Regions from separate parts of the Homo sapiens genome. Here region 2 is linked to region 1. Evidence: read pairs that join two places in POLR2A ChIA-PET (ENCODE). Cell type or tissue: GM12878. All regions are shown on one strand. Each heading gives the region's core, and the rest is flanking DNA. Links, peaks and the distances in the headings are about the cores only.

Region 1 (5,712 bases), core at 205-5,204:
TGCAGGCTCAGATGAAGAAGTGATTAGTATGCCAAGCCCCTTATAGCAGAGGCCTCCCAATCCTGCCGCAAGCCAGAGTGAGAATGAGGCCACATGTCCTGGCCTCTTTTGACCTTGGGAATCTAGTGGGCAGCCAGATGCCTCAGATAACATACATCTGTAATATAGAAAAAACAAGCATCAGGGAAGTCTTCCTAGAAATAGCTCTAATTTTGTATCTTTTTTCCACCAATCTTCAGTTATATATTCAGATAAGTCTACTTTTTTAGTAAGGGACTACAACATTATCCTAATTATATAGGAAAAAGTCTTCGTGTATGTGTAGAAAAAAGACTGAATTGAGATAAAATAAAGTGATTATTATCTCTCAGTGGTGGGATTAAATTATTTAAATTTTATATTCTATGGAATATTTACAGCAAGTGTTCATTATCTTTATTTCCTACAGTGAACATGAATTACCTTTCTTTTCCTAAGTATAAAATAATTAAAAGTACATTTATTTCATTATTAATTAGAAATACATTTTTAAAGTAATTAAAATACAATAAAAATCTATTTAAGATTGGATTATATGAATGACTCAGTCAAAGGTCTGATGAATTGATAAAGGTAAAATTTCCAATTCTTTGGAGAAAACCATGAAAATGTTGCTGCCCTTTAGGGTACAGTCTTGTTAATCAACAGATCTTTACTCATTTACTTCTAGGTGTGGAAGGATGGCCCAGCTCCTCTTGGGTGTATAATTAGTTTGTGACAGCTGCCTTCTGTAATGTGGGACTTCTTGGGCTCTTTTTACTGTTTTTACTGAATTTTGTTTCATTTGCTTCCTTTTACCTCCCTGTCTCTTGTTGGTTTGTATATGTGTGTTCCTGTTCTGCTTGTCTTTATCCCTCTAGATACTCTCCTGGTCCTTAGTTATTTAGTAAATTTCATTCTGTCTGCTCATTCACGTCCCTCACCTCCAACCATGCCTCCTATGACATTGGGAATTCTCGTTCTTGATTGTGTAGCCGTCTCCGGTTGGGATACTCTGAATGAGATGTGTAGGCATGCTAGATCATGACTGGAGCAGCTTCTCTAAATGTGACTGCCATTGCGACAGTGGCCTCCTGCTTAGGCTTTCCCTGGGTTCTTGTCAAGAATGAGCTCGTTTTTATAAGGGGTATTATAATTCTGACGTGGCCTTACTCTTGACTATTGATGGTAACTATTTTTCTTGGCATCTGAAATCAAAGAGATGGAAACCCGGTCCCTCCTTCTAAATTCTATGGATTCAGTAGGATTAGGAATGCTTACTGAGAGTACTGATAAACCAAACATTACTTATGTCTCATCATGAAAATTATTGAGTAAAATAATGTTTTGTGAAGTCAATCATATATAAACTTTTTTATTTTTACATATAAAATTCCCTATTTAAAATAATTTTATGATTAAAGCTTTTATAAAATAATTTTCACCTAATTTGTGTTGCTCAAAGGAGCTTCTGCTAAGATTCAAGGGCTCCCAGGGTTTTCCCTGTACAGAATATTAGTTCTAAGAGGTATCTTGAGGATCACCTTACTAAATACCACATTTTATTTGTATAGAAATGGAGAGTCAGGGGGCTGCGTGACTTGCTCATGTTATATGACTAACTCTAGTGAACACAGGCCAATCAAGACACAGTTTCCTAGGATCCTTTTTCTTCTAATTCTTTTTTTTTTTTTTTTTTTTTTGATGGAGTCTTGCTCTGTCGCCCAGGCTGGAGTGCAGTGGCACAATCTCTGCTCACTGCAAGCTCTGCCTTCTGGGTTCAAGTGAGTCTCCTGCCTCAGCCTCCCCAGTAGCTGGGACTACAGGTGCCCGCCACCACACCTGGATAATTTTTGTATTTTTAGTAGAGACGGGGTTTCACCATGTTGGCCAGGATGGTCTCAATCTCTTGACCTCGTGATCCACCTGCCTCGGCCTCCCAAAGTGCTGAGATTACAGGCTTGAGCCACTGCGCCCGGCCCTCTAATTCTTTAGCCACCACGCCACAGTACGTCTTGTTAATGAGGTGTTATTTTCAGGGCATAATTTGTCTTGTTCTTGCTGCAGTGGATCTTGTGAACAGAATGATGCTGCTTTTTAAAACCACTTACTGGTAAAATAATATTTACCTGGTACAATGCTAAGCAATTTCTATGTCATTAATTTTGTTTTTATTCTCTGGTTGGGTGTGGTGGCTCACGCCTGTAATCCCATAACTTTGGGAGCCCGAGGCAGGCAGATCACCGAGGTAAGGAGTTCGAGACCAGCCTGGCCAACATGGTGAAAAACCATTTCTACTGAAAAATACAAAATTAGCTGGGCATGGTGGCCCATGCCTATAATCCCAGCTACTTGGGAGACTGAGGCAGGAGAATCACTTGAACCCAGGAGGCAGAGGTTGCAGTGAGTCAAGATCATGCCACTGTACTCCAACCTGGGCGACAGAGCGAAACTCCGTCTCAAAAAAACATTTAAAAAATTTTTATTCTCATAACTCTGTGAAGTTGCTACTATTATCCTCATTTTACTGATGAGGAAACTAAGGCAAAGAGGATCTAAGCGATCTGACCAAGGTGACATAAATGTTTACTTTTATGACCATGCTGTGTCTGCTTCAAGCATTGATAAAATGCTCAATGATTAGAGATGCTAGCACCCTCTGTTCTTACTATTGTAGGGAACCATTACAATTCTGCTTCACCTTCTCAGTATTCTAGTCTTCAACTTTTTACCCGTAATAACTTTTATTGAGAGAGTTTAAAATTAAATAGCCTGTCTCCTTTCGATTTATACTATATAGAATTTGGCACATAGATGCTACCTTAGACATTGTGTGTTTGGCTCAATCCTTATTAAAAAAAAGGGGGCAAAAAACATAAAATTATTCTAAAGCTAATTTCTGAGGCCAATCTGTAAAGTGATGGAGTGAAAACCATTTTTTGATGGCTCCTACCATTTAAAAGATAGTCTTCCAACTGCTGTAGTGAAATATGTCAGTGCTAATGATTCTGCTGCTTTAGTAAGCTGTGAGAAGCACAAGGCTTCTCTCCTGATCAGTACTGTCACATGGCCGTGTTCTGATGCAGTATGCAAATAACAGCACCAGCATCGTAAGTAGATATTGCTAGTGGCACATCATATATGGGCTACTTGAGAGAAAAAGGCTGCTGTTAAACTTAATGATGAGGCTGAGTGTCATTAACTGTGTGCTTATTCAAAGAGTTTCCCCCTGAAACATCTGTTCCCCTGTCAGATATGTCACTTTTAAGCAACACCTGTGCAGTAGTCATTTCCAAGTTTCTTTTCATGCAATCACCTTGTTTTTTGCTAATGGACTTCTTGGTAAAGGAGGAAAATGCAAACTTTCTTTTTCAACATCTTACTGTAGTATCCCTGCCTAAGTAATGTGCTGTAGAAGTTAAAAAAATGAATAACATTTCTTAAGGGAATGTTTTATAAACACATGGTAGAATATTTTATCATTGGTGTAAATTTGTGTCCTGAGAGTTAAATACTAAAATGAAAAATCATTATCCTTTAGTTATTGCATAATTTGTAATAGTTTCAGTAGCAGTCATATACTGAAAATCAATGAGACGTGTCGTCTTTCATATTCATGACAAGGTAATGTCCATTGGAGCTCATGTATTATTATATGAACATTGGAGTTTTCTTTGAAGTCTAGCGATGATTGTCTCACTGGTGCTTGCTCTGTGTGGGTGAGAGAGAGAGAGGCCAGGAGAGGACAGGAGAACGGGCATGTGTCCGAGAGACAGATAAACATATTAAGTAGCCCTTTCGGTGATGTACATATATGAAGATAGTATTTCTGCGACTGTTGCCTCCATTTGCAGAGTCTGTTTTTTTCCTCTTGGATTTTTATTTAATATTTTTATTCAACTATAACATATATACAAGAAAATGAACAAATCTTCAGTGTATAGTTTAGTGATATTTTACAAATTGGACATAACTATGTCACCAGCACTCAGATTAAGAAACAGCTTTAGAGGCCAGGCGCTGTGGCTCACACCTGTAATCCCAGCACTTTGGGAGGCCGAGGCGGGCAGATCACAAGGTCAGGAGATCAAGACCATCCTGGCTAACATGGTGAAACCCTGTCTCTACTAAAAATACAAAAAAAAAATAATTAGCCGGGCATGGTGGCGGGTGCCTGTAGTCCCAGCTACTCGGGAGACTGAGGCAGGAGAATGGTGTGAACCTGGGAGGCAGAGCTTGCAGTGAGCCGAGATTGCGCCACTGCACTCCAGCCTGGGCAAGAGTGCGAGACTCCATCTGGAAAAAAAAAAAAAAAAAAAAAAGAAAAGAAACACAGTTTTTCCAGCAACTCAGAAACTGGGTTCTTCTCTTTTCTTTCCTAGTTGTTTTTTGTTTGTTCGTTTGTTTTTTTCTGAGACAGAGTCTCTCTCTGTCATCCAGGCTGGAGTACCATGGCGCAATCTCAGCTCACTGCAACCTCTGCCTCCCGGGCTCAAGCAATTTTCATGCCTCAGCCTCCTAAGTAGCTGGGACCACAGGTGCATGCCATCATGCCCAGCTAATTTTGTATTTTTAGTAGAGATGGGGTTTCGCCATGTTGGCCAGGATGATCTCAAACTCCTGGTCTCAAGTGATCTGCCTGCCTCGGCCAGAAACTAGTTTCTTATCTTTCAGCTGTCCGTCTACAGTAACCACTGTCCCCCTGACTTCTAACACTGTGGATTATTACTGTCTTTGTAAATGACCAAGTTGGAAATGTTGAACTTTATCTCAAGAACCTTTATTTCAAGGTTTTAGCAGTGAAATGACATCATCTGATTTGCATTTCCAAAGGATCAGTAGCTGCTGTGTGGAGAATAAATTGTAGGGGTTCAGAATGTAAGTGGAGGGACCAGAGAAGAGGCTACTTAAAGAAATCACGTGGTGGATTCACACACACACACACACACACACACACACACACACACACACACACACAATGTGTTTATTGGGCCTTTAATAAACTGAGTTTAGCTATGAGGTATGAGTAAGAGAGGGAGACATTAATAGTTCCCAGGTTTATGGATAAGGTACAATGTACTGAACATGGAAGACTGGAAGAGGCAACTATTTGAGCAAGAAGTTCTGGAGTTCCAGTTTGAACATGTTATTTTGAAATGCCTGTGAGATATCAAAGGGGAATTCCCAAGCAGGCAGTTGAATATATGGCTATATCTGGAGTTTGAAAAAGGAATCTGGAATGCAGATATAAAATTGACCATTATCTACATATAGATTATATATAAAACCATAATATTGGGGAAATTGCTTAAGGACAGAGTGTAGAGTAAAAACAAATGACAATATGGATATGGCATACAAAAAGGGAGAGATAGAAAAGCGGGAGCTTTCCAAAAGGCAATAACAGAAGAATGGTTATTGGTAAGGGGGGTGACGGCAGGTCATTTGGGTGGTCTAAATGGGTGATGGTTGAAGAGTGCATTGGGACAGAACCCATCCAGGAGAGCAGCCGTATGCTTAGTTGTGATCCTAGAGCTTTTCCCATAAGTAGTAAGTCATTTTTCTGTCTTCTACTTGGGCTGTCACTGTATTCTATAGACTGAATGACATTCATTGTAACAGGAAGTTGCCAGTTTTTTGAGGGAAGATGTGCAAGTTTGAATATGTGACTTCAGGGTGGAAAAATCAAATTGT
Region 2 (5,712 bases), core at 426-5,425, 270 kb after region 1:
TGGGTGTGGTGGCATGTGTCTGTAGTCCCAGCTGCTCAGGAGGCTGAGGTGGGAGGATCACTTGAGCCCAGGAGTTTGAGGCTGTAGTGTGCAATGATCACACCTATGTATAGCCACTGCACTCCAGCCTGGGCAACACAGCAAGAACTCATCTTGATGGAAGAAAGAAAGGAAGGAAAGGACAAGAGGGAAAGGGGGAGGGAGGAAGAGAGAGAGGGCCTGGCTTGAATAGCTTAACTAATGCCACAGCTGAACCCTTCTATGGTAATCACAGTGAGGCCAACTGGGACAGAACAATATTAGGAATCAACTCCCTAGCACACAAAATCTGCCTTTAAATTTAAGCCTGATGTATAACGCTAGCAAATGCCCGTTTTGCCTCCTCCTCACTGCCAGCACAACCTTGCCTTGTGCAAAAGTCACTTCTCTTGAGATTACTGCAGATGTGGTGGTTGTTCCTGAGTTCTCGTTCATGAGCCACCTTCCTGGGGTCGGTTTTATAACCTCCTCCACTTCATTCTCTCAGTGATGCAGAGGCCTCACATACATCATTAGCTGCTTTAGACTGGATCCTGACCTCTTAATCTTCACAGTAACCCAAAACAAACACCCGCTTGGGGCCACCGGCAGAACCCACCGTGGTTTGGGAATACAGTAGCCTTTAGTGTCTTGATTTCAAGTCACCATCTTTTTCACTTTCCTCATCTGTTTCTTTTTCATCCTAGTCATGTTCCCTCTCCCTCAAAAGTTCTTTAACCAATCATCCAAAATCCTTACTGTGGAGGCCTCTAAACCACAGGCGTTTGTCAGATGAAAATCAGAAAAAGGCATGTGGTGTTGAGTCATAATCTTAAACTTTGTAGTCTTGAAATAATGCTGTTATCTGGCCGGGCGCGGTGGCTCATGCCTGTAATCCCAGCACTTCAGGAGGCCGAGAGACGGGTGGATCACCTGAGGTCAGGAGTTTGAGACCAGCCTGGCCAACATGGCAAACCCCATCTCTACTAAAAATACCAAAATCAGCCAGGCATGGTGGTGCATCCTGTAATCTCAGCTACTTGGAAGGCTGAGGCAGGAGAATCCCTTGAACCTGGGAGACGGAGGCTGCAGTAAGCCAACATCACACCATTACACTCCAGCCTGGGCAAGAGGAGCGAAACTCTATCTCAAAAACAAAAAAAGAAAAGAAAAAGAAATAATGTGTCTATTTTAGTTATTAATTAGGCTCCCTGTCCCTAGCATTGCCCCTCTACCTAGCTCCAGAATGACCTATTCCACTGCTCCTAATTGTTGGTCTACTAAATGCTGGTCCAGGATGACATTTTCACCAAACTGCAGAAGAGATAAGAAAAACAAAGACAGTACAACTTACAGCTTAAATTGATGATTTAAAAGATTTAAAATCACTTCCTATTTTGAAATGATTTATTGTGATCATAGATTTGAAATTTTAAAAAATTATGTACCTGCTTGTAGAATGAAAAGTACACAACCTTATAAACAAGCTGGGTTTTTTAAAAAATTTCCACTCATTTTACTAGCATTTAGAATCTCAAAAACTGGGACCTAGATTTAGCCAGAACCCAGAAAACTGGGACCTAGGATCTAGCCAGAACCCAGATTTAACCTCACTGCCATGCCTCATACCCTATAGCAGCCACTGTAACCTACAAAAGCAAGTCCAGGTGCTTCAACCATAACACACACAGACCGGGGCTGGCCCTTTACCACTATCCATCATTGTCTCCCAGCATTCCCTGTCCTGGAACTAAATTGGCTTGATGCCATTTATGCCTAATATTGCTAGCCAGGTAAAATCCATCCATGATGGTCAAGTGTAAACTTAGAAGCTTATATTCATAAACACAGACTCAAAAATTCTCAGCATCAAAGATGAGGTCAGAATGCCCCCTCATCTTCCCTGACTACTTTCTGCTTGAAACAGGCTTCCCGCCTTTATAAACTGGATTCACTGTATTCATCATCCTTGAAGCTTGACTTGACCAGCTTTGTGCCAGCCTTTAAGCCACCACTGTAGCTTGCCTCTTCATCAACAGCATGTATACATAATATTGGAAAGAATCTTTTTAAAAAAATGTCTTTGCCATCACTAGGCTGTAAAGCTCCACCAGAGGAATCTAATTCATCTTCATGGCATAGCACACACTGGGAAGATTTCTCTTTAAACTGAAATGAACGAATAGACAGCTAAGATGTGGTTAATCAATGTGAAAGCAAAAACCCTTTCTTTCCTCCTTCCCCAGGTGTCTCTTCAAAGGAATAAACTTCCTTCCTGGCCAAAGCCTTGTGGCAAAGTAATTGACCACAGCTTTGACAGCAACAAAGATGACCTCTTCACATCCACTTCCTTAGCCCTTTCCTTCCACTTTCTGTTTCAGGAGAAGAAGGACCATTTTGTTGTTATTAAAATGACTATGCTGTTCTAAGAATTTCTGACTGATTACTCCACTCCTGCCATCAGCTTCTTCTTTACGGCCCAACTCTCCTAAAATATGGTGCTGGATTTGTTGTGTTGTAGAGTAAAAATAATATTGTTATTGTGAATTCTAAGGTCAAAATATAAAGAGTCAGAAAAATAGCTGATAGCTAATGGATTCTTTTTATTTACTCCGAACAGTTCTAAAAGGATATAGCAAATATGTTCATAGCTTCTTTTTACTTTTGGGAGTTTTTACATTTGGGATAATTATTAAAAATCTTTATAATTATCCATCTCCTTCATTTTGCTTTACAGAGAAGGAAATATTGAAGTTAAATGCTCTGATTTGAGAGCTCGTAGAAGAAACAACATTAGTAAATTACTGTGTTGACGTATAGTTCTCATTTTCATAGTATTTTCCATTTCATTCAACCAAAGGCATTTCTTTAGCACTGACCATGTCATGTGGTAGCTGCTGAGGACAGAGGATGAGTAGGACACTTCTTACTGCCTGAGTCAAGGAGGCTACTAGGAGAGTCTGTACTCTGCGATGACAGCACAGTGCATGGCATCCTATGAGCGTGCTGACTTAAAAGAGAGAGAGCTTTACGCACCTGTGGGCAGGAGTCAACTCAGGGGAAGTTTCCCAGAGGAAGCAACACTTGAACTTAAAGCCTAGTTCTGTGATTAGGAGGTGATTCTGGAAGTAGACTGCCTGGATTCACATCCTGGCTCTTCCACTGACTACCTGTGTGACCTTCGGAAAGTAACTAACCATTCTATGCTGTAGTTCCCGAATCATCAGATAGGGAATAATAATAGTGCTTACCTCATAGAGTTGCTGTGAGCATTACACATGTTACATATATGAAGTACTCAGAACAGAGCCAGTACAGAATTAGCATTCATATTGTTAGGAGTTGACCTGATAATTAAATTGGGAAGAAAAAGGGGGTAGTCGTAGGGATACAGATGTGTGAGAGAGCCTGCCATGTTCAGATAACTTCATGTAGTTTTTCACTATTACCAGAAAATGAGGTATGACGTGAAAGAGTGCAGAGAGGTGGGAATTGTGAAAGCAGACTTTATTCTGTAGGTAATGAGGGACCGTTAAAATGTTTCAGGTGATTAGATTTGGACTTTGTAAAGAAAATTCCCCTACCAGTTTTAAGGCTGGAAGAGGGAAAGGTAGGGTGAGTTTGAGGATAGCATGAAGTAGATCATACATAACATGCCAGGCACGAAATGGCATAGACCTGCAGGAGTGCCAGTGGAAAAGATGCTACAGCTTCTCCTGCAGCAGCTTCGTTAAAGGCTAATTGCTTTAATAACTTCTTGATAGGCCAGGTCCTTTGACATGCTAGCCATCAACCAATCCAATCTCCTCATCTGAAATTTCACTATTAAAAAAACTTCAGTGGACAAAGGTTTAGCTTTCAATAGACTAATCAAAGAGAGCATAGTAGAACATTTTGATTGAAAAGGAAAATGTTTTACCTGCTAAAAAGTATTTGGATTTTTAAATTTGGGATTTAAAAAAAAGCAGAGAGATAATCAAGTAACTGTGATGCAGAAGTTGCTAACCTCATTGTACCCCACTCTGACTGTCTGTCTCATGTGATGCTCCTATTCATATCTACATCAGTGCCGGTCTCTTAAGAGGGCAGGTGTGAAAGTGAAAAGAAAACAACCCTTGAAGACAGAACACCCAGACTGACATCTGGTTCCACCATATACCAGCTGGGTGACCTTGAGTATGTCACTTAACCTCTGGGAGCCTCAGTTTCCTTATCTGTGTCCTAGAGATAATGATACTTCAAATAGTTGTCATGAGGAACAAATGAGATAATGTAGGTGAAAGCAATGTGATATCAGAAAAGCAAAACAGGCACTGTGGCTTGCCTGTTTGTACATCTATTATGGGCTACGGTTAGTTTATGGCATATCCTGTAGTTCTAACAAATGTGCGCTTAGTTTCAATGGTGTTTTTGAGCCCGTGAGAAAGAGTTTGAGTAGTAATGCCATTAGATTTTAAGTTTAGAGTTGCTTTTCTAAAATATTTCTGCCAAAGGTACTGTCAAAGCTGACAACCAGCTGACTTAATCATTTCTAATTACTGTGCCACCAAAAGTAACCATGACTGATTCATATGAACTATGGCAGGACTGTTTTATAAATATTAGAAAACACTTAATTAGCCTGGAACCAAAGATGGCAATTAGTTTATAATAGATATGAAAACCCTATCCAACAATAGCCACTTAACTTTAAATCATTTAGCCCATGTCACCAGAATTATTCTTTTAGGACCTACTGTGGTCAAGAATACACACTCTCGTTCACATCAAATTGATGGCAAGTCCAAGATTCTCAGTATTCTATTCTTTGACCTTCCTTTGACACCTTAAGAATGCCCACTCTCAGATGGCTACTGCAAAGCTTGTAAACTGATTAAGTGACCAAAATCTTAACTGTATTATTAATGGATGGCCATGTGACAGTACCTTGTCTAAGACATTCTTCACCAGTGAAATAAATCAGGAGATTCCATTTTATTTAATAAATTAAATTCATGGCTTCATAAGCCTTACTCAAGGAGACACAAGGCACTGCCAGCTGATGTTATAATCTATGTCGGAGCTTCTAAGGCCCTCTGTCATCTCATTCCGCAGATGTCTTCAGAAGCCCTTGAAACTATTGCAAGCTGATAAGTAGACGTGCACACCCAAGAAAGTATACTAAATTATAAACAGCTTTGCAGAACTGGCAAAGCATTATCGTTTGGCAGTAAACCTGAGGAATGGTTAAGTTATGTTCCAAGCTGCATTTGAGATATCCTGCATGTAGTCAAAGACTGCAGTTGACCATAGGAAGCATGCTGACCGGTGGCTTGAGCATAAAAGCCGAAAATGCAGTTAAGTAGATCAAGATAATCAAGTTGAAGTCAATGTAAATCAAGTCAACCCTTCTTTCTGGGGGCAGTTGAGAACCTCAAACACCGTTGTGCCCAGCCTTCTGCTCCTCCTCCTCCTGAGAACCAGATCCAAAGCAGATAACATCCAGGTGCTCCATCTGTTTCATCAGTGCTGCTCAGGAAGGGCATTTGAGATTCAGTCAAGATGGGATCATTTTCAGGTTCCTAACATGTCAAGCAGCCTAGAAAGACAACTCATTTGAGCAGATGCTGTACAGGTAACATATGGAAGCTACAGAGAGATTAATTTTTATTCACTAGTGGGAAGACCCTTTAATACTTAACTGACATAGCTACA

Evidence for each region. Peaks named below come from ENCODE experiments on the same cell type or tissue, not always from the same donor. Only the 100,000 strongest peaks of a DNase experiment are listed, where the experiment ranks them.
Region 2: POLR2A ChIA-PET joins it to region 1 with 10 read pairs; 1 of 35 experiments calls an interaction of 5 or more read pairs at or near these places.

What each region holds. Positions count from the first base shown.
Region 1 is chr6:20,897,364-20,903,075 of GRCh38, forward strand. All of the region lies in intron 9 of CDKAL1 (CDKAL1 threonylcarbamoyladenosine tRNA methylthiotransferase), which reads left to right. Among named protein-coding and RNA genes, the nearest start is that of CDKAL1, 370 kb to the left of the region's middle. In GM12878, for the core only: no CTCF peak of the experiment used is centred there; a DNase peak (open chromatin) is centred at 3,198; H3K27ac peaks cover 522 bases.
Region 2 is chr6:21,162,784-21,168,495 of GRCh38, forward strand. The region is part of intron 13 of CDKAL1 (CDKAL1 threonylcarbamoyladenosine tRNA methylthiotransferase); the gene reads left to right. Among named protein-coding and RNA genes, the nearest start is that of LINC00581, 350 kb to the right of the region's middle. RefSeq lists enhancers at 833-977, 1,045-1,189, 1,059-1,203, 3,619-3,763 and cis regulatory regions at 905, 1,117, 1,131, 3,691. In GM12878, for the core only: no CTCF peak of the experiment used is centred there; a DNase peak (open chromatin) is centred at 2,314.